Linked DNA regions of Homo sapiens: regions 1, 2 and 4 are each linked to region 3. A link is a loop called in an ENCODE intact Hi-C map of the cell type or tissue named here. Cell type or tissue: heart right ventricle. All regions are shown on one strand.

Evidence for each region. A loop is a pair of places that touch in the nucleus more often than their neighbours do. Peaks named below come from ENCODE experiments on the same cell type or tissue, not always from the same donor. Only the 100,000 strongest peaks of a DNase experiment are listed, where the experiment ranks them.
Region 1: a loop joins it to region 3, with 3 times the contacts of the local background. A loop is called at or near these places in 57 of 110 quality-filtered maps.
Region 2: a loop joins it to region 3, with 12 times the contacts of the local background. A loop is called at or near these places in 89 of 110 quality-filtered maps.
Region 4: it touches region 3 in a loop (2.1-fold over the local background); 57 of 110 quality-filtered maps call a loop at or near these places.

The regions. Positions count from the first base shown.
Region 1 is chr17:36,070,141-36,075,140 of GRCh38, reverse strand. CCL18 (C-C motif chemokine ligand 18) reads right to left here. Exons shown (of 3, transcript NM_002988.4): 2 at 4,583-4,694; 3 at 3,109-4,190. The coding sequence ends at 4,100. CCL3-AS1 (CCL3 antisense RNA 1) reads right to left here and starts at 528. Exons shown (of 3, transcript NR_186417.1): 1 at 293-528. In heart right ventricle, a CTCF peak has its summit at 2,429 (motif pointing right); a DNase peak (open chromatin) is centred at 2,440; H3K27me3 peaks cover 16 bases.
Region 2 is chr17:36,146,929-36,151,928 of GRCh38, reverse strand. LOC101927369 (a long non-coding RNA gene) reads left to right here and starts at 2,885. Exons shown (of 3, transcript XR_243796.5): 1 at 2,885-2,969. In heart right ventricle, a CTCF peak has its summit at 2,779 (motif pointing right); DNase peaks (open chromatin) are centred at 2,286 and 2,798; H3K4me3 peaks cover 432 bases; H3K27me3 peaks cover 334 bases.
Region 3 is chr17:35,967,091-35,972,090 of GRCh38, reverse strand. No RefSeq gene overlaps it. Among named protein-coding and RNA genes, the nearest start is that of CCL16, 12 kb to the left of the region's middle. In heart right ventricle, CTCF peaks have their summits at 2,197 and 2,398 (motif pointing left); a DNase peak (open chromatin) is centred at 2,390.
Region 4 is chr17:36,062,200-36,067,199 of GRCh38, reverse strand. CCL18 (C-C motif chemokine ligand 18) reads right to left here and starts at 2,928. Exons shown (of 3, transcript NM_002988.4): 1 at 2,791-2,928. The coding sequence starts at 2,857. In heart right ventricle, no CTCF peak of the experiment used is centred here; no DNase peak of the experiment used is centred here.

The DNA.
Region 1 (5,000 bases), 100 kb before region 3:
GGGCGACAAGAACAAAAACTGTCTCAAAAAATAATAATAATAACAATAATAATTATTATTATACAGGAAAATACAGAATGGCAAAGGGGTATATTATTACTGCATTATTAATGTAAAAATTGAGTATAGTGTTGAATAAAGTGAGAAAATCCCTAAGACAACTGGCATATAACAGGAGAGTCTGAATTGAACCCCCAATTTGGGAAGAACATGCTTGATGTGATGTAATCACAGGCAGGGGATTGGTCATCTTCACATATAAAGACAGAATTAATATGAGAAAGTTACATACATTTGGTAGATACTAGTTGGGTTCCAAGGTCTTTCTCTCTTTCTTTCTCTTTTATCCTTACATGATTCTTCGGAAAAGCAACCCCTCTGGTAGTCTGTGTGGTTTTCAGCCCATCAACATTGCTTGTTATAGACATTGATCAGCTGAAACAAATCAGTAAATCCACTTCTCTGGCCACAAAGATGAATTAAGATACAGGTTGGCAAACTTGCTCTGTAAAGGACCAAATGGAAACTACTTCAGGTTTTGTGGGTCATACAGTGTCTTTCACAACTACTCAGCTCTGCTTTGTCGTATGAAAATATGATTCATTCCAGGTAAGGAGTCCTTGCTAGACTGTGGGCTGTAAACAATACAGAAACAAATAAACCCAACTGCATTCCAATAAAACTTTTTTATGGACACTAAAACTCCAATTTCATACAATTTTCATATTTCTCAAAATAATCTTCTTTTGGATGTTTTCAATGACTTAAAATGTAAAAACATCTTAGCTCGCAGGCCATACAAAAACAGGTAGTAGGTCAAATTGGGCCCAATGGCCATAGTTTGCTGGCCCCTGGGTTAAGAGATGGGCTCTTAATCCAAGCCAGCCAGACCAATAAAAGTGGAACTCAGGCTCTTGGCTCAAAATACGAGGATACAGACATTGTCTTCCCAATTTGCTCTGGAAGTTTCTGGAAGCTATTCTGCCAATAGAGTAACTAGGATGAATATAGTAACTTCTTTCTAGGATGAAGCTCTCAAATGCAGGGAGATCAGAAATTCAGAAAGACATGTATAGTCCATAGCGAAACAAGGACCACTGAATCAAGTTTTGCCTGAAACTAATTCTATTTCTTGAAGCTTCAGTTATGTGAACTAATAAGTTCCCTTTATCATTTAAGCCAGATTGAGTTATTTTTCTGACACTGTGACTTAAACCATCCCTAACTAACATAGACTGCAATGTTGTAAGTATGGGTCCCCAAACGTGGAACTGGCTGAAGGCAGTAGCTAAGGTCAAAGTCAGTGGGGATACCTCTAGTTACCAAAATTGCCGGTTACCCCCATGGCCTGTTATATATTCTAAGTCCATCTTCGAGCCAAAGTTTTATCAAAAACGAAAATTCAGGGTATTGGAGACTATTTCTTGCATCAGTCTTAGTAAGGCCCACTAAGAAAGAAATTAACTTACTTTGAAACTGATTCTTCTGATAGCAGAGAAGGGGAAAAAAAGTAGTTTTTTAAAGAAATGTACTTTCTGCTTGCTGCCTGAAAACCAAGCTAATTAAGAATCCTGTGATCTGGAGCTTGCAGGACTAGAAGAGCAGAATTTTCCAGTCCAAGCTAATGTTAATATAAGCAAAAATGAGGAGGTGAGAGATTAGGCAGGACAGGAAAGCAGGTCCCGAAGCAGCCAAATCCACCTCCTTCTCAGATCCCACATTGTAAATATTTATCTTGATGATAAAATGAATGTATTAGTCAGTTATCCAGAAAAACAGAAACAGTAGGCTATTTCTCTCTATAGATATAGATTGGATACCAATGTTGATATAGATATAAATACCGAGATATTTATTAGGGGAATTGGCTCCCACAATTACGGAAGCCAAGAAGTCCTGCCATCTGCAAGCTGGAGAACCAGGAAAGCCAGTGGTGTGATTTGGTCTGAAGGCCTGAGAACCAGGGCAGCCAAAGTTGTCAGTCCTGGTCCAAGTTCACAGACCTGAGAAGGGGTCAAGAAGGGTAGGTGATGGTACAAGTCCCTGTCTGAGTCTGAAGGCTCAAGAATCGGAAGCGTGGATGTCAGAGGGCAGGAGAAGATGGATGTCCCAGCTCAAACGCAGACAGCAAAGTCACCCTTCCTCAGCCTTTTTGTTCTATTTGGGACCTCAGTGAATTGGATGATGCCTGCCTGCATTGGTGAGGGCAGATCTTCTTTAGTCTTCTGATGCTAATCTCTTCTGGAACACCACACAGACACACTCAGAAATGATGTTTATCAGCTACCTGGGTATCCCTTAGCTTAGTCCAGTTGACGCGTAACATTAACCATCACAATGAACAGCTGTGCTCTTTGTGAAGGTGCAGCTGTATTCATCAGAGGCAGGGAGCTAAAGACGCTGACCTTCGCACTTGTTTCACCAGCAGGGGGCAATGTGGAGTCAATACAATGGGGGAGCCGGTGGGCGGCGGAAGGGATGACCACAGAGCTCCCAGTGCTGTGCTGGAAGAGACGTGTTAAAAACCCAGTTCTAGAAATAACTGTATCTGATAGATTTTCTGCTTATGATTAACCATCCAATGGAATGAACCAAAAATAACTAGATCAGATGCCTTCAAAAATTAGAACGGAGTTGCAGTGCCTCTGAAACCTTAATGCTGGTTAAAAACAGCCTGTGACCCCACACCAACAGTGGTTCTCAAACTTGGCTGTGCATTAACATCCCCTGGGGAGTTTTTAAATTACTGATGCCAGGCCCCCACATCAATCCAATTAAATTCATAACTTTGGAGGTGAGGACCTGGCATTAGAATTTTTAAAAGCTCTCCTAAGTGATTCTAATGTGAATTCAAGGTTGAGAAGCCGTGTTCCACACTTAAGCCAAAGCCCTGTTCTACACTTAAGCCAAAGCCCTGTTCTACACTTAAGCCAAAATCAACAGACATCTCCAACAGGAAACAGACACCTCTATAAGCAGTATTCCTTCTTCAGAGGGTTGCCAGATACAATTTAGGATACCCTGTTAAATTCGAGTTTCAGAAAAAGAACAAATCATTTTTGGTACAAGTAGGTCCCAAATATTGCATGGGATATACTTACACTAAAATAGTATCCATTCTGTATTTTTATTTGCTAACTCTGGCCACCCAGCCCCAAGCCTCATCTCGTATAGTCATGGAAAACATCCTCCCCAAAAGCAGAGTGGAGAACAAAGATAACATTACCAAGGCTTTCAGCAACTTCCAGGTAAGGAGTCCTTGCTAGACTATGGGCAGTATTTGCTAGACTTTTACTAATATAAGTACTTAGCCCAAAACCCAGCACTTGGTAAGACCTCAACAGATGTTAGCCATCATTCTGAGGAAAGCTTCATTTATGAAAATGAGCTTGTGTGCGTAAATATGCATTGCAGCGTCATCTTGATATTCATTTAAGTAGAAAATTTTTCTATCACATTTCAGTTACAATATGGTTTATAAACTAATGGTGTCTGTTTCAACTTTTCAGGAAAGTATCTCCAGGGAAATGTCTGGTATGACTGTAGAAGTACTTGGTCCCTATCTTGCTGTTTCTGCCCCTTTTCATATTTCCCTACTCCTCCCCCAGAATTCCTCTCAGTCTGTGATTCCGATTAGTGAAACAAAATCAACAGAGTCGTCACAGTGAGAATGCTGGTTTACCTTTTATATAATAAGTACTGCCAATATATTAAAAGGTGGTGCTGAGCAAAACCATTCAATAAAGATTTGTCATTTGATACATATGGCACAATGTCTGCTGAGAAAGCTAATCACACTGATTGATCCATGCATTGAATGTACGAAGAGTTGAAGGGAAAGGGGAAAGGATGATAAAGACAATGTCATGAGATGTCAGAGAAAATACTAATTTCATAATGCAGCTCAACAATAGAAATCAATTTCAAAATGAAATATGATGCATAAACTAAGATTAAAGTTAGTTAATGTGGCTGGGCATAGCAGATGGGACTCTTAGAAGAGGTAGCCTCCAGGGTGGCAGGGCCATTGCCCTGGCTCAGGCTCCTGTTCCCTCCTGGGCCCACCAAGTTCACTGGGCCCTCGCAGCTTCCAGGCCCCTCAGGCATTCAGCTTCAGGTCGCTGATGTATTTCTGGACCCACTTCTTATTGGGGTCAGCACAGATCTGCCGGCCTCTCTTGGTTAGGAGGCTGTGGAGAAGGGAGGAAGAGTTAAGAACTGACGAATTCATCAGGGGAATCCTGTGGCCCCTGCGTCCTTCTCTGTCCCAGGCATCTCAGGGCCTGTCCTCGTGCCCGTAAAATTTCCCCTTAACTTCGGGGTTCACAGGCCTTCCCCAAATGTCTCAGATGGGGTTCCTCAGGAAGCAAACTTCCTGTTGTCATGTCTGCTCTCTTCCCTCTGCCCAGGGGCAGGCCCTTCAGGACTCTGCAGGCCCCAGGCCAGGTCACAAAACACTGCAGGGGCCTCCCCTGGAGTCCTTTACCTTGATGGGCCTTAGAGAGCTGAGTACTCTGAGGGGACCTCACCCCAAACCTCCCATCCTCCCTCCCGAGGGGTGGGCAGGAGCACTGGCACTTACATGACACCTGGCTTGGGGCACTGGGGGCTGGTTTCAGAATAGTCAACTATGAACTTTTGTGGAATCTGCCAGGAGGTATAGACGAGGCAGCAGAGCTCTTTGTTGGTACCAACTGCAAGAGACAGGACAGAAAGATCCCAAGTCATTGTTCACAAGGCAAGCCAGCTGCTCCTGGTCCCTTTCCTTGAGAGTCAGGAAGAACTGGGAGATATCACCGCTTGGGGTGGGGATATAGGGACAAAGAGATCCAGAAGGAAGCTGGCATTTCTTCTTTTCCCTGACATTTTAATTTCTGCATCTTTCTCTTGGTGTTTCTCATTCTCTGGCTGTCTTGGTTCTGGGTCTCTATGTCTCTTTACTGGAAATTTAGTTTTCTGAGCAAACTATTTCCCATCCCATCTCTCCTTGGGGAGTTCCA
Region 2 (5,000 bases), 180 kb before region 3:
CAAATGATTTAATTTTTAAGATTTTTTTCTGGAAAAATAAAAAATCTTATTTTAAAACATATAATGTTAATGTTAATATTTTCCCCCTTAAAATCTCATTTGATACTCCCATCAAATAAGATTTATTCTTTAGGATTTGAGTAATTCTGGGAATAAAGCCTTAATAAATCAGGAAGGACAACATAGTCATCAAGTGCCTGGGTGCTGCAGACCCTGGTTTCCAAACCAGCTATTTTCTGTCTAACTTCTGCCAAGTTACTTTGTCTCTCTGAGCCACAGTCTTCTTATGTATAAAACAGAATCATTAAAGTTCTCATCTCAGGATGTCATGAGGAGTCAAGCTCTGGGAGCAGTACCTAGCACAGCACAAGCATGACATAAGTATTTGCTAAGTGAATGAATAAAAATTTGATGATCTTTTATTATGCTGCCTGATTTGGTAGTATGTGTTAGTAAATGTTTGTAACTAATTTTATCATCTCACTCTTAGGAATTTTAAAAAATCACTTCTAGAGGTGTACAAAAATACTTGCATATGATCCAGTTCATTTCAGCATTATATGCAAGGACAAAAAATTGCAAACCATTAAAATGTTCACTAAAGGAATGTTGGTTAAATAGATTATAGTAAATTCATTTAATGGAGTATGACATAGTCCTTTAAAAGGATAAAGTAGGTAGATTTGTAGGTTGATAGAAGTATCTATTCACAATTATTGTTAAATGAAAAAATATGTTATAAAAGGTTAGGTATAATATACTTTATATAGCATTAACCTAGTATCTGTGAATATTTTCAAATACAGTCCACGGTGGATATTTCTCTCATGCTACACAGACAGATGAGGGTCAGGATCTTGGCTCTGCCCCTTATTATCTGTAGAACTCTGGGAAATTCATTGAGCCCCTCGGAGCCTGTTTCCACGTGTATAAAATGGTGATAATAACAATTATTCTGCAGAGTTGTTTTAGGTTTTCTTTTCTTGTCTTTTCTTGTTTTGCTTTGCTTTGTTTTGAGATGGAGTGTAGCTCTGTTGCCCAGGCTGGAGTGCAGTGGTGTGATCTCAGCTCACTGCAGCCTCTGCCTCCTGAGTTGAAGCGATTATCATTCCTCAGCCTCCCGGGTAGCTGGGATTACAGGCATATGCCACCACACCCAGCTAATTTTTGTATTTTTGGTAGAGATAGAGTTTCACCATGTTGGCCAGCCTGGGCTTGAACTCCTGGGCTCAACTGGTCCACCCACCTTAGCCTCCCAAAATGCTGGGATTACAGGCATGAGCCACCATGCCTGGCCCTGTTTCAGGTTTAAATGCCATAACCTCCATGAAAATCCCTAGCAAGCAGCAGGTACTCAGGGTGGTGTTTGTTCCCACAGTGACTGTATGTATCTGGGGGACAACACGGGTAATGCATGAGATTCACAAGTCCATATGTAACCCACACATTGTCTGTAAAATTAATAAGTGATGTTTTATTCTTTTCAAATATAAGTAGAGACTGCTGTAAATAACACAAACTCCTATTTAGTGGCATTACTGAATCCATTAGGCATGTATGCAGATACTTTATTACTACAAATTTAGCTATCCTATGAGTAATTTAACATTTCTGATGTTTTAAAAGGGCCCTCATGAGGCAATTTGAAAATATGTATCTAAAGCCTTAATATTAGGCAGGGCCCTGGGCTTTGAATAAAGACTCGTTTTGAGGTCCACAGAGAGGAGACACAAGGCCACAAGATGGTCCCATGGCTAGCAAGTGGCAGAGTCCAGATCCAAAGGATGTCTGTCTGACTCCAGACCTCAGGATCTTAACCCCCACACGATGCTAATGTTCCTTACTGACCAAGGGAGGTTCAGAGAAGGTACATACCTAGTGCCAACTTCACACTACCATTTATCGAGCACTTGCTATGTACTCAATAAATAAGCACTAAGAGCTAGGTGATTGTACAACCTTATTCAAGTCTCAGAACAACCCTACAAGTAGAAACTATTGTCTCCATTTTAGAATGAAAGAGGCTCTGGGAGTTTGATTCACTTGCACAAAGCCACAGAACTAGGAAAAGGAGGGTGCAGGGTTTGAATCGAGTCTATCTGACTTCAGCCCCCCTCACAATGCTATACTGCTGCCAGTCTCGGTGGGGCTTGGACTATGATGACGGCCCCAGAAATGGCTGTCGCTGTCGGATGCCCCCATGATCTCATGTCTCACCCAGCTCCTGCTTAGAAGGCGAGAGAGTGGTTGTGGAGGAAGTCCAGCCAGCCAGCCAAAGATGGGAAACCCCACTGGGACAGAATTTGTTTTCTCCAGTTCGGACTTGGCAGAGAGCAGGAACGCATGGGTCTGAGGTGGAAGAAACGGTCCTGTGGATGAGTCAGCAGCTGCCACAGCAGAAAGCATTTGTGGCCGCTCTGTGCAAAGACGCTGGGTATTTCTTTTGCTGTTATCTTATAGTTTGAGTGGTTTGGAGGAAAAGGCAGAAGCATGTGGACAGCAGCTCCTCATGATTACTTCATTCGGGGAGGCAGCATGCTGTGCTGAAAAGTGTTCTGGCTTTGGTGGCAAAGAGATCAGCTTTGCCATTTACCAACTGCTTGATGTGGGACACATTTCATCTCTCAAAGACCCAGTTTCCATGCATTTGAAATAAGGATACAATATTTACTTCAGAAAGCTGTTATGAAGAGTAAATGCAGATGTGAAATTTACAGATATTTCCACCTCATCTGCTCCAGCCAGTACTGCAGTGGGAAGGTCATGCACTGCACAGTGATTGCCAGTAGATGGCGCAATGGGCCTGCCGCCATCCCAGGCTTTGTTTCTGAACCCAGCGGGAGAGGGAGATGACAGAAATCTTTATTGCAAACTGGGGGACACCATTAGCTACAGTGGCCTCCTGGGATCACCATTTGCAATATAAGCCCAGTGACTTAAAGGAGAGAGTGGAGAGGAATCATGGTAAGGTAAGCAAAAGAAAAAGACATTTTGTTTATTTCTCAGTTTCCTCATCTGTAAAATGTGGGTGCTATAAATCCACACATCATAAAAAGCTCTCAAGATTAAAAAAAAATGTATTTGAAAAGATCTGAAACAAAGCGGGTGCTAAATATGTGTTTCATTCATCCTTTTCCCACTCTGGGGGATTCCAACTTATTACAAAAGATTGCTGAAACATTCCTCCAAACAAGTAAATATTTCACAAACGTAACTGAGGTTTTTTTTTTTTTTTAATGTATGTGACTTAAAATTGTAAACTCAGATGAAATTACACCTACTGTCAAATAGTGAAAAATTAAACTATAGCCAGTATTTTGAGGTTGATCAAAACTTTTTGGCATAAAAAAATGTACCCTCGTAACAGCAATTTGGCAATGTATTTTTGGAGTTTAAAAAGCGTGCATGCTGGCCAGGCACAGTGGCATGTGTCTGCAATCCCAGCTACTTAGGAGGCTGAGGTGGGAGGATAGCTTCAGCCCAGGAATTTGAGACCAGCCTAGGCAACAGGGATTCCTAATTTTTTAGGGATCTCTAAAAAATTAAATAAAATTAAAATGTAAAAAATGCATGCATTTTCACCTAGAAACACTTCAAAGAATATTTCCTGATGAAACAATCAACTGTGCATGGAAAGATTTCATTCTAAGGAATCTTTTGAAGTCTAAATATCTATTGGTCAAGAATTAGTAAATAAAATATGGTATATCTACATGGTGAGAATGATGTGAAACCTTGGGGGGAAAATGAAATTGTAGAAATACATCCACTGACAGGGAAAGCTGTTTACTGTATATTGGTGAGTGAAAAAAAAAAGAAGAGGTCCAAAATTATGTAGAGTGTGATGCCTTGATTATTTTGCACACACACCCCATGGATCAAAGTATGAAAGGACGTGACAAAACATGTAACTATATTTATCTGCTGGTAATGAGATTATGAGCAAGTTTTACCATCTCTTTGTTCTATATATCTGACTTCACTATAATGAATATCTATTCCTTGGGAAATATGAAATGATTTTTCTTTTCAGGATTCTCATACTTGAAAATGTGGGGGTAATGGGTCTTAGGATCAGCCCTTCCCTCAGGAAGGGTGAGAGCAGAAGGAGCCCTCAGGCCTTTGGGGACATTTCTGTCACATTTGTGGGTGACCGCACTACTGTGAAAATCCAGGTATCACCAAATCTTTAATCAGTCTCGGTCAGGCCAGGTGGGGAGAGTCAGGACTCACCTGCTTGGGGATGAGGTTTTGGGGAGGGGGAACAAAGATGTGCCAGCAGCCCTTCCTGATGCAACATTTTCCTTCCTTGTAGTCCCCGTCTTTTCTGCATTGGTGCACACAGATGCCTGACCAGAGGAGAGACCCAATTAACAGCTTTCAAGTATTACATATAGAAAATAACATTTTCAAATGCCCTTTAAGATATCGTCAAAACCATCAATTACCTAGAGATAAATCTAACAAATCTTGTGCAGAAAATTACACGATATTACAAACAAAAATTTGTAGGTACCTTAATAAATGGAGGGATGTGCCGTGTTTGTGGATTAGAAGATTCATTATTATAAAGCTGTCAGTTTTCCCCAAATTCAACAATAAATTTAATACAATCTCAGTCAAAATCTTAGAAGGATTTTTCATGAAAATTGATAAACTGATTCTAAAACTTATATGAAAATTCCAAAAGGCAAGAATAATCAAGACAGTCTTAAACAAAGTTGAGGGACTTAAGCTACCATTTATCAGGATTTATTATAATGTGGCAGTAAATGGAACAGCAGTGCAAGATACCAAATAGATCAGTGTAACAAAAACACACCATCTCATAATTTATGACAAAGGAGCCGCTGTAGTTCAAAGAGGGAAAGAATGCTTTTTCAGTAAAGGTAGCTGGCTTGATTGGCTTATTCATGTAAACAAAAAGGAACCTTGACTCCTACCCCACACCACACACAGAAATCTCTTCCAAATGGATCATGGACTTAATGTGAAAGAAG
Region 3 (5,000 bases):
ATGAAAGATTGGGGTCATCTGACTAAAGAAGCAATAGTTCAAAGCCTGAGACCTCCTTTTGCATGACCTGGTCTCCCTGGAGAGCCTGGCCTCCATTCATGTATCTTTGATTCTCGCCAAGGAGACTTTGAAGAAGGAATGGGCAAATGCAGAAAGGGACCTCAAATCTCTCCAGAGCCTGGTATTTATGAGCCCAGTTTCCTCTTCTGCAAAATGGCGCTGATACCTTACAGGGCTGCTGTGACAACTGCCAGCTTCTGGTACAGGATCTGGAACAAACATCATAATAAAATGGAAAACAGTATTAATCTCTTAGCAGCTAAAGCAGGAATTCCTATCATGGAGGAAATAACCTTTGTTAAGAAAATGAATTGGCAACCCTGGTTAAGGAAGGACACTCCCCCAGGACATGGAGCTGAGACTTCACAGGAAGGGCTGAAGTTGTTCCAAGCAAACCAGGAGAAACAGCTTTGCCCCTGAGAGCCAGAGGGGAGGGAGACAGAGGGCTGGAGAAGGGGATAGAGGCTGTGCAATGAGCGGCAGGACTGCCCTCCTTCCTGGAGTCCTCAAAAGTGCCATCAATTATTTTGCTTCCTGGCCGGCGCAGTGGCTCTTGTTTGTAACCCCAGCACTTTGAGAGGCCGAGGTGGGAGGATCACCTGAGGTCAGGAGCTTGAGACCATCCTGGCCAACATGGTGAAACCCCATCTCTACTAAAAATACAAAAATTAGCTGGGCGTGGTGGTGCATGCCTGTAATTCCAGCTACTCAGGAGGCTGAGGCAGGAGAATCCCTTGAACCCAGGTGCTGGAGCTTGCAGCAAGCCGAGATCATGTCACTGCACTCCAGCCTGGGTGACAGACCGAGACTCCATCTCGAAAAAAAAAAAAAATGGAGATGGAAACACCAACAATTACAGGTTATTGGGAGAATTACACTGGTTAACATAAGTAAAGTGCCTAGTATTGGACCTGGCTCACAGCAGAGATTGGGTGCTTATGGGTTCCCTTGCCAGAGAAACGCTGCTTCTGTCTTGCAAGTTCTTGCTGGAAGAGGCAAGACAGAGTCAGGTGACACTTATCGGTTCCCACAACTACAACACAAATGCTGATGGAAAAGGAATCATGTAATGAGCAAAAGAATCAAGAAATCACTTGAATCAAGAAACAGTTATTTCCACCCCTAGCACACACTCAGAACTTCCCCCTCGCTCCTCCCTTGCATTCTGATCAAAAAATGAGTCTTAGCCGGGCGCAGTGGTTCACACCTGTAATTCCAGAGCTTTGGGAAGCCGAAGTGGGCAGATCACCTGAGGTCAGGAGTTCAAGACCAGCCTGACCAACATGGAGAAAACCTCTCTCTACTAAAAATACAAAATTAGCCAGGCATGGTGGCACATGCCTCTAATCCCAGCTACTCAGGAGGCTGAGGCAGAAGAATTGCTTGAACCCGGGAGGTGGAGGTTGCGGTGAGCCACGGTCGCACCATTGCACTCCAGTAGCCTGGGCAACAAGAGTGAAACTCTGTCTCAAAAAAAAAAAAAAAAAAGTTCAAAGAGATAGTAAAAAACCATAGTAATTTTTTGCTTTACTGCAGTTTTCAAAGATACATTTTTTTTCATAATGTGGCACCTCTTCAATGTTGGCAGAATTGTCTTTTGCAGGGAATTCCAGGAGACTGCAGATAACTAATTACCATGAGAAGGTAGTCATAAATATGGTTAATGTCTAACTGGTCAGGACTCTTAACATCAGTTTCAGTCAACTTGCTACAGCAAATGTAATCTTCCTATGAAGTCTCTTAAGTTCTCCATCTCTATTTAGCCAGGAGGTGGAGCTTGCCGTGAGCCAAGATTGCACCACTGCACTTGAAACTCTGTCTCCAAAGAAAAAAAAAAAACAAGGAATCCTCCCTGTCCCCTCCAGATCATATGCGTGAGGTTTCTCATCCGAGCCACAGAACACAGACAACTTGTGACTGCTTTCTCAGTTCTCCTAGGATGATGCATAACCAACACCACTCTGGATGCACAGGAGGGAGGTTAACCCATTACATCTACTGCTTATCTTAAGCCAGTTCAAAAAGCCTGTCTCAGGGCAGGGGCCACGTCTTCGAATTTACCCTGTTCCCATCCAGGGCCCTTTGTACCTGGGGGGCCTCACTAAATGTCTAATCATGAATTTCACACTTAGGCATGGGGGCAGGGGTTGGAAGTCAATGTGATAGGGCCCCTTGGCTGTGAGTGAGGGGATCAGTGCAGGGATGTGTCTCCACCGAGATGGCAGTTTAAGCCAGGTCCTGGAGTGTGGATTTAGGTCTTGGAGTTCTGGATTGAGTTGCTGAAAAGCAATTGCTGTCTTGACATGATTTTAGGAAAATTAGTGAGCAGCGCCACCCAGTGGTTAAAAGCCACAATGACTTATCTCTCTGTGAGCTCATTGGGCTGGCTCGTACATAAGCCTAGTTGCTGAGATAGCCCCTTCCTGGTGTGCACACCTTCCACCTTCCCACCTCTCCTTGTATTCTCCCCTTTTGAAGAGAGCTGAGGTATTCAGTACACAGTGAGGGCACAGTGCTTTCAAGGAGCTTTCCTTCCCACTAAAAGTGGGAAGAGAGACCACGCACAAACATACACATCATCAGGTTCTATAACGAAGAATAGAGCAGAGTAAAAGTGATGGCGAGGAGTACACAAAACACCTTTGTACTGTTTGATAGGACCCACCAAGAAGAACAATTTTCTTTGGGAGGCAGAGGTGGGTGGTTCATCTGAGGTCAGGAGTTTGAGACCAGCCTGACCAACATGTATACAACATGGTGAAACCCTGTCTCCACTAAAAATACAAAAATTAGCTGGGCATGGTGGTGGGTGCCTGTAATCCTAGCTACTTGGGAGGCTGAGGCAGGAGAATCGCTTGAGCCTGGGAGGCAGAGGTTGCAGTGAGCCGAGATCGTGCCATTGCACTCCATCCTGGGCAACAGAACAAGACTCCCTCTGGAAAAAAAAATTAATAAGAATCTGATGATTAAAGTTCATATTAAACTTGTCGCTTCCAGCATGGGAAACTGAGCCCCTCACACACTTAACAAACGGACCATTCTGCAAGTCAAAGCCATCAACTCTAGACAAAAATTTAAAATATAACTGAGAACTTGGGTGACTACACAAAAATGGACAGATGTCAGAGGCACACTGAAAACTGGAACCAGCAACAGGCATTTAGGGAGTTCCTATTTTTTGTGGCCTTGGCCTAAGGGTTGGCTAAACCTAACAGAAAGTTTGTGGGCTGGGCACAGTGGCTCATACCTGAAATCCCAACACTTTGAAAGACCGAGGTGGGAGGATCACCTGAGGTCAGGAGTTTGTGACCAGTCTGGCCAATATGGTAAAACCCCGTGTCTACTAAAAATACAAACATTAGGCCGGGCGCAGTGGCTCACGCCTGTAATCCCAGCACTTTGGAAGGCTGAGGCGGGCAGATCATGAGGTCAGGAGATAGAAACCATCCTGGCCAACATGTTGAAACCCCGTCTCTACTAAAAAAAAAAACACAAAAATTAGCTAGGCGTGGTGGCATATGCCTGTAATCCCAGCTACTCAGGAGGCTGAGGCAGGAGAATCACTTGAACCCAGGAGGCGGAGGTTGCAGTGAGCGGAGATCATGCCACTGTACTCCAGCCTGGCGACAGAGCGAGACTCCATCTCAAAAAAAAAGAAAAAAGAAAAAATTAGCCAGGTGTGATGTCTCTACTAAAAATACAGAATTAATTGGGCCTGGTGGTGCATACCTGCAATCCCAGCTACCCAGGAAGCTGAGAGATGAGAATCATTTGAACCTGGGAGGCAGAGGCTGCAGTGAGCCAAGATTGCACCATTGCACTCTAGCCTGGGTGATGGAGTGCAATGGAGGGAAACTCTGTCTCAGAAAAAAAAAAGAAAGAAAGAGAGAAAGAAAAGAAAGAAAGAGAGAGAGAGAAAGAAAGAAAGACGGAAGGAAGGAAAGAAAGAAAAAAAGAAATTACCATTACCCGGCTTTCCTCCACATACAGGAGTTAGTCCTGTGTAGCAAATAGTTGTAGTTTGCATTTTGATCTAGCCATAACTGTTTCATTTTTCAGAATTCTCAGTGAAAATTCTTTGAATTACGTAAGAATTCATTTGAAGGCCTGCTATCCCTCCAGGATTTGTAAGTTAGTTAGTTAATCATATTTACGAGTTTACAAGCTTTTAGTCATATTATTATTATTATTATTTTTTTTTGAGACGGAGTCTCGCTCTGTCGCCCAGTCTGGAGTGCAGTGACGCGATCTCAGCTCACTACAAGCTCCGTCTTCCAGGTTCACGCCATTCTCCTGCCTCAACCTCCCGAGTAGCTGGGACTATAGGCGCCCGCCACCACGCCCAGCTAATTTTTTGTATTTTTAGTAGAGACGGGGTTTCACCATGTTAGTCAGCATGGTCTCGATCTTCTGACCTCGTGATCCGCCTGCCTCAGCCTCCCAAAGTGCTGAGATTACAGGCGTGAGCCACGGCGCCCGGCCTTTAGTCATATTATCTGTAAAATTAATAAGGGATTTATATTAAATAATCTCTAAGATTTCTTCCAGCAATAAAATTCTGCAATTCTGTAAGTTTCTACAGGGTCTCCACCCATCTCTAGCATTAACTACCTCCTATGCATTTTCAATTTTTAAACTATATAGACAAAATACGGAGAAATATTTCACATGGTAATAAGATCTGAGCAGTGACTGACACCCATATGAACCTTGTTTTATAAAAAGTGTTCACGTACCATCTTCTTATATTCACTCTACAACCAATAGAGCAAATCTAATTTATGGTCTATTTTTAAATAGCCCATTAAGAATGGTTTTTACATTTTTGAAGAACTGTGATAGAAAAAGCAAAGAAACAAAAAGAAATAAGCAACAGAGACCACATGTGGCCCACAAAGCCTAAAATATTTACTATCTGACCTTCCCAAAAAAAGATTTGA
Region 4 (5,000 bases), 95 kb before region 3:
TTGTAGGGAGCTATGAATGTTCAATGAATCAAACAGCAGTTAAAAGCCTGGCCCCATCATTCTTGTCATTCCCATAGTCCAGACTTTCCCTATTCCATTCTGTCCATTTGGGTCTGGATCAAACACAACTCGAACTACTTAAGATTCTGGGGTATCATCTTACATGTCACTTCTGTGCAATGGAAACACAACACTAGAAATATCTGTTCCATAGGAGGAAATGACCATGGTGCCATTCACAAATAGATCTGTTCTTGATAGAAGGTACCAGCTAAGCTTGGCTTCTTGGTAACACCAATTCTTGACGTCCTCCTCATGAGTTAAGCATTTCTTAGAAGCACTCCGATTAACACGATGTAATGGTCCTTTTCACCCAGGGTGTGGTTTAAATGTGACTTGTGCTGCCCAGAACGCTGTGGCATGACCATTTACATCACACCATGTGGTCAGAGGAGCTGCAGCACAGCATTAGAGAGCTGCTCTGTGGTGGAAGTGTTAATCTGAAGATCTCTCCTTGTACGTATGACTTCAACACTAACATCTCACCCTCTCTCACTGTCAAAAACATTTCTGCACATTCAGCCCCAACAAGTGAGCAGTTGAGTTGCTCTTGTACATCCTGAACCCCTGGGGGACCCAAGGTACCCCAACATGTACAACTCAGAGCAAGACACCATGCACTTAACATCTTCCCCTCTGGTCATCCCCAGTCTCCAGCTCCTCATGGTTTAGAGTTGCCTGTAAAGGGTTGAGGACATGGCTTGGACCCCAGAACGATGTAGGTGGCAGTGAGTGCCCAGTCCTGTTTTGGCATTGCCTACACTCCTCTGCCTGCCCAACACTGAACAGGTCTTCTTTGGTGCCCTCCATCTCCTCTCCATGGCCCTCAGCTCACAAGTCTCATCTGTCCCGTGAGACTCTCTTGACCCTTGTCCTTTCTTCATTTTAGAGTTGTTTCCCTATGCTCTGGACAGACATTTAAGCCATATCACTTAATTCTTGTGGATTAAGATTCTCTAAGTAAAATCAAAGAACTTCACAAAAGGTTTCAAAATGTTCTGGGCTATTTTCTGAGGACTTAGATATCTAACCTAGATCTGAAAGGCAGGAGAGGGCTAGGACCCATTGTTAGTTGGGAAAACTGGGGCCTAACTCAGTCATTCACAAGATGCAAACTCTGGGTCTAGTTGGTTCCTAGGGTGAGGAAGTGGCAGAGTTCCTTCAGTTCTCCTGAGAAGCTCTACTCCTACAGCGATTTAGAGACGATGGTCTCTTGCTGGGAAAAGTCTCTGTAGACTGAATGAAGTTCCTACCCAAAAGAGATGGAACAAAGGCCAGCCATTCCAAGAGCTATACTCCCTGAAGAGGGAGCAAGGGAGTGAGAGTAAGACAGAGGCAGAGATTTAAAAGAAACACTCAAAGTCAAGGATGAATGCCTGACTTCCTTAGTTCCTTTTGTGCCCTACTTCACAGTCCTGAGCAGTGAGGTCTTCATCAACTTCTTGCTGGTCCCTTTTCAAGAGTGGAAGAAATTTACTTGGTTTTTCTCAGGTTCTGGATGCTGGTTCCCTCACGGTTAAGGCACCCCATTGTCTCCTGCCTCTCTTATGTTTCTCCATATCCACTGCAAATTTGCTGACTCCAGCAGCTGGTGCTCTTACCCTGGCGTAATGTCAGCATCAGTCCTTCTGTCTGCAAATAGGGCATATGGAGGAGACAACCCATGGGACAAGGGACAAGGAGCACGTAAGCACAAGTAGGAGGTGGGAGCTACTATGGACTTTCATATCCAGTGTGAAGGTAAAATGAAGGTAAAATGAAGACATTTCCAAGCAAGCAAAAAATGGAGACTTCACTATCAGAAGACCCACAGTAATGAAAATACTAAGAGGATTCCTTTAGGCAGAAGAAAAGTGATTGCAGATGGAGCTCAGAGATGCAGAAGAATTTAAGAGGACAGGAAGAGCAAATATGTGATGAAAACTAAATGAATATTGACTGTATAAAGTAATTAAAATATATCATAGGATTTTAATTTTAAGACCGCTCACCACTGGTTTTATAATAGGCAACCGAAAATTTGCAGTGCATCTACTGGGAGGTGTAGGAGAAGCAGCAGATGCATGGGGTGTGAATCTTATCTGAGGGAACAAAGACAACAGGAGTTGCTCAGGAGAAGAAGCCCAGGCGGGTCACAAAGGAGCAAAGGGAGACAGCATAGCTCAGAGTTGAGGCCTGCAGGAAAAGAAAGCTGGAAATAATCTGGCTTTTTGTTTGTTTCTCCTTAATTTCCCTAGTCTTGTCTCTCCATTTTAGTCTTTATTTTACGCTACAGGGAATCAAGCTCCCTGAATAGTCTATGCCCTTCTCCTAACTCTCCTTGGGGAATTTTTTTTCTAATAGATTAAATCACAAGATAGCTGAGAAAAGTATAGACATCTTTTATGTTACCCAAGGGGTTGAACTCTAGGAGACTGCTGAGGTCATTGTAAAACTTACCAGCACCAGTGAGAACTAAATAGACCTAGATTCTACCTCACGCTAATAACCCAATGAATTAGACTTCAACCATCTCATTTATCTCAGTAGGATAAAACTTCTCTGACTCCCATCCTGCTGCCCAGATCAATAGACTGCTTTTCAACCTTCTTGAAGAAAACAATGATGTCACTTTGAAACCCCATTTGAGGATCCCTAATTTCACACGAGGGTTTTCAGGCCACAGCACTTGGAAGATGTCGCCTGACTTCTGCCCAGGGAGCCATCAAAGCACATGGATGACAGACTCACCTTGTGCACAGGAGCAGAGGGCCATGGTGCAGACGAGGACAAGGAGGGCAGCTGCAAGGCCCTTCATGATGCTGGGCAGGCAGAGAAGTGGTCAGAGTGAGCTGGGGCTTGGAAACTCACAACTCCTGGCCTCCTTCTGGGGTATGAGCTGTTGTCTCTCCTTTTTATAGGCAGACTGGACCATGGGAACATTGGAGGTGCTGATGCAAGACATTTTAACTATGGTGGTGTCATGTGAGTTCTCAGCCCAGGGTTGCCTATGGTTACTTGAAAGGTTTAGGGTACACAAACGAGTGGTTCACTTGTTGATTGAGGGGCTTATGGAGAAGTTGTATCTCCAGATGGGTGACCAGGAGTTGGAAGCACCCAGGGATTATGCTTAGGATTATGCATAATCATGTGATTATGTTTTCACATGACAGATATTTCTCAGAAATGAGTGGTCACAGCCTCCTTTGATAGAGCAGAATGCTTTAATGGATTTTCACAATTGTTTTTCCTTTTAAGAGAGTCACATGCTTCAATCTTTTATATACAGTTAGGCCTTTCGTGATCTAATGAGAAATCTTCCCCTATCCTAAGGCAATAAAGATATCCTCCTATGTTAACTTGTAGAAGCTTTATTGTTTTAGCATTAATATTTAAATTACAATCCATCTGGAGTTGATTTTTATGTTTGGTGTGAAGAAGGATTCAAGATTTATTTTTTGCCACATGAATACCCAATGGACCTTGGCAACTCATTGGTAAGACCATTGTATAAGTCAGGATTCCCCAGAGACACAGAACCAATGGTGTGTGTATAAAAAATAAGAAATTAGAGAATTGGCTCATTTAATTATGAAGGCTGACAAGTTCCAAGATCTGCAGGGTGAGCTGGCAAGCTGGAGACCCAGGAGAGCTGCTAGTGTAGTCCCAGTTTGAGTTCAAAGACCTGAGAATGGGCAGGCTTAAGGCCCAGGAAGAGATGATGTTTCAGTTTAAGTTCAAAGGCAGGAGAAAAACCTATGTCCCAGTGTGAAGGCAATCAGGCAAGAGGAATTCCCTCTTACAGGCAGGAGGGTCAGGCTTTTTGTTGTATTCAGAACTTCAACTAATTGAATGAAGCCCACCACATTAGAGAGGGCAATCTGCTTTACTCGGTTTATTGATTTCAATGATTTTGTGGTCTGCTTTTGGAATTTCTGTTCTGTTCCAATGGTTTATTTTCCTATCCTTGTGCTAATACATTATGTTAATTTGTTTTTCACTTTGAAGGAGATATCCCTGTATGCCCCTGACAACTGGACTCATAAAACCTTTCCTGAAATGACAAGTCCATAAATAGTTAAAAGATTTATCTCCCACCTCATGGAATACATACGTTTTTTTCTTTGTATTTTTCTTTCTTTCTTTCTTTTTGTTTTTGAGATGGAGTTTCGCTCTTGTCATCTAGGTTGGAGTGCAATGGCGCAATCTCGGCTCACCGCAACCTCCACCTCCTGGGTTTAAGCGATTCTCCTGCCTCAGCCTCCTGTGTAGCTGGGATTACAGGCATGTGCCACCATGCCTGGCTAATTTTGTATTTTTAGTAGAGATGGGGTTTCTCCATGTTGGTCAGGCTGGTCTTGAACTCCCGACCTCAGGTGATCCACCCGCCTCAGCCTCCCAAAGTGCTGGAATTACAGGCATGAGCCACCGCACCCAGCTGGAATACATATGTCTTACAGAGTGTCCAACATATGGCCACTTCTTGTCTATCATGCCCTATCAACATGATGTCACCAATGTAATGGATCAATGTGTTGTTTTGAGAGATACATGAAAATTCAGATCTCTTCAGACTACAGTATGCAGAAGATGAGAGTTAATAGTCTACAGGAAAACTGTAAGTGAATATTTTCCATTCTTATGAATGGGAACTTTTTCTTATCCTCTTTCCTACTTGTTATGGGACAGAATGCATTTGCCAAATCAATAGGTACATAACATGTACTTAATACCTGGCATGTGTCAGTACCTGGTTATAGAAGCTGCAATCAGGTTACTACCTGGTTGAGCTCACAGTGTTCTACAGTCATTCTCTAGGATCCATCCAGTTTCTGCAGAAGCCAGACTTGCAAATTAAATAGATATGATAATAACCATTTTCCTTGCATTTTTTGTATCCTTAAGGGTGGCATTAGTCTCCACCATCCCCTCCACTAGATTGCAATATTGTTTCTAATCTA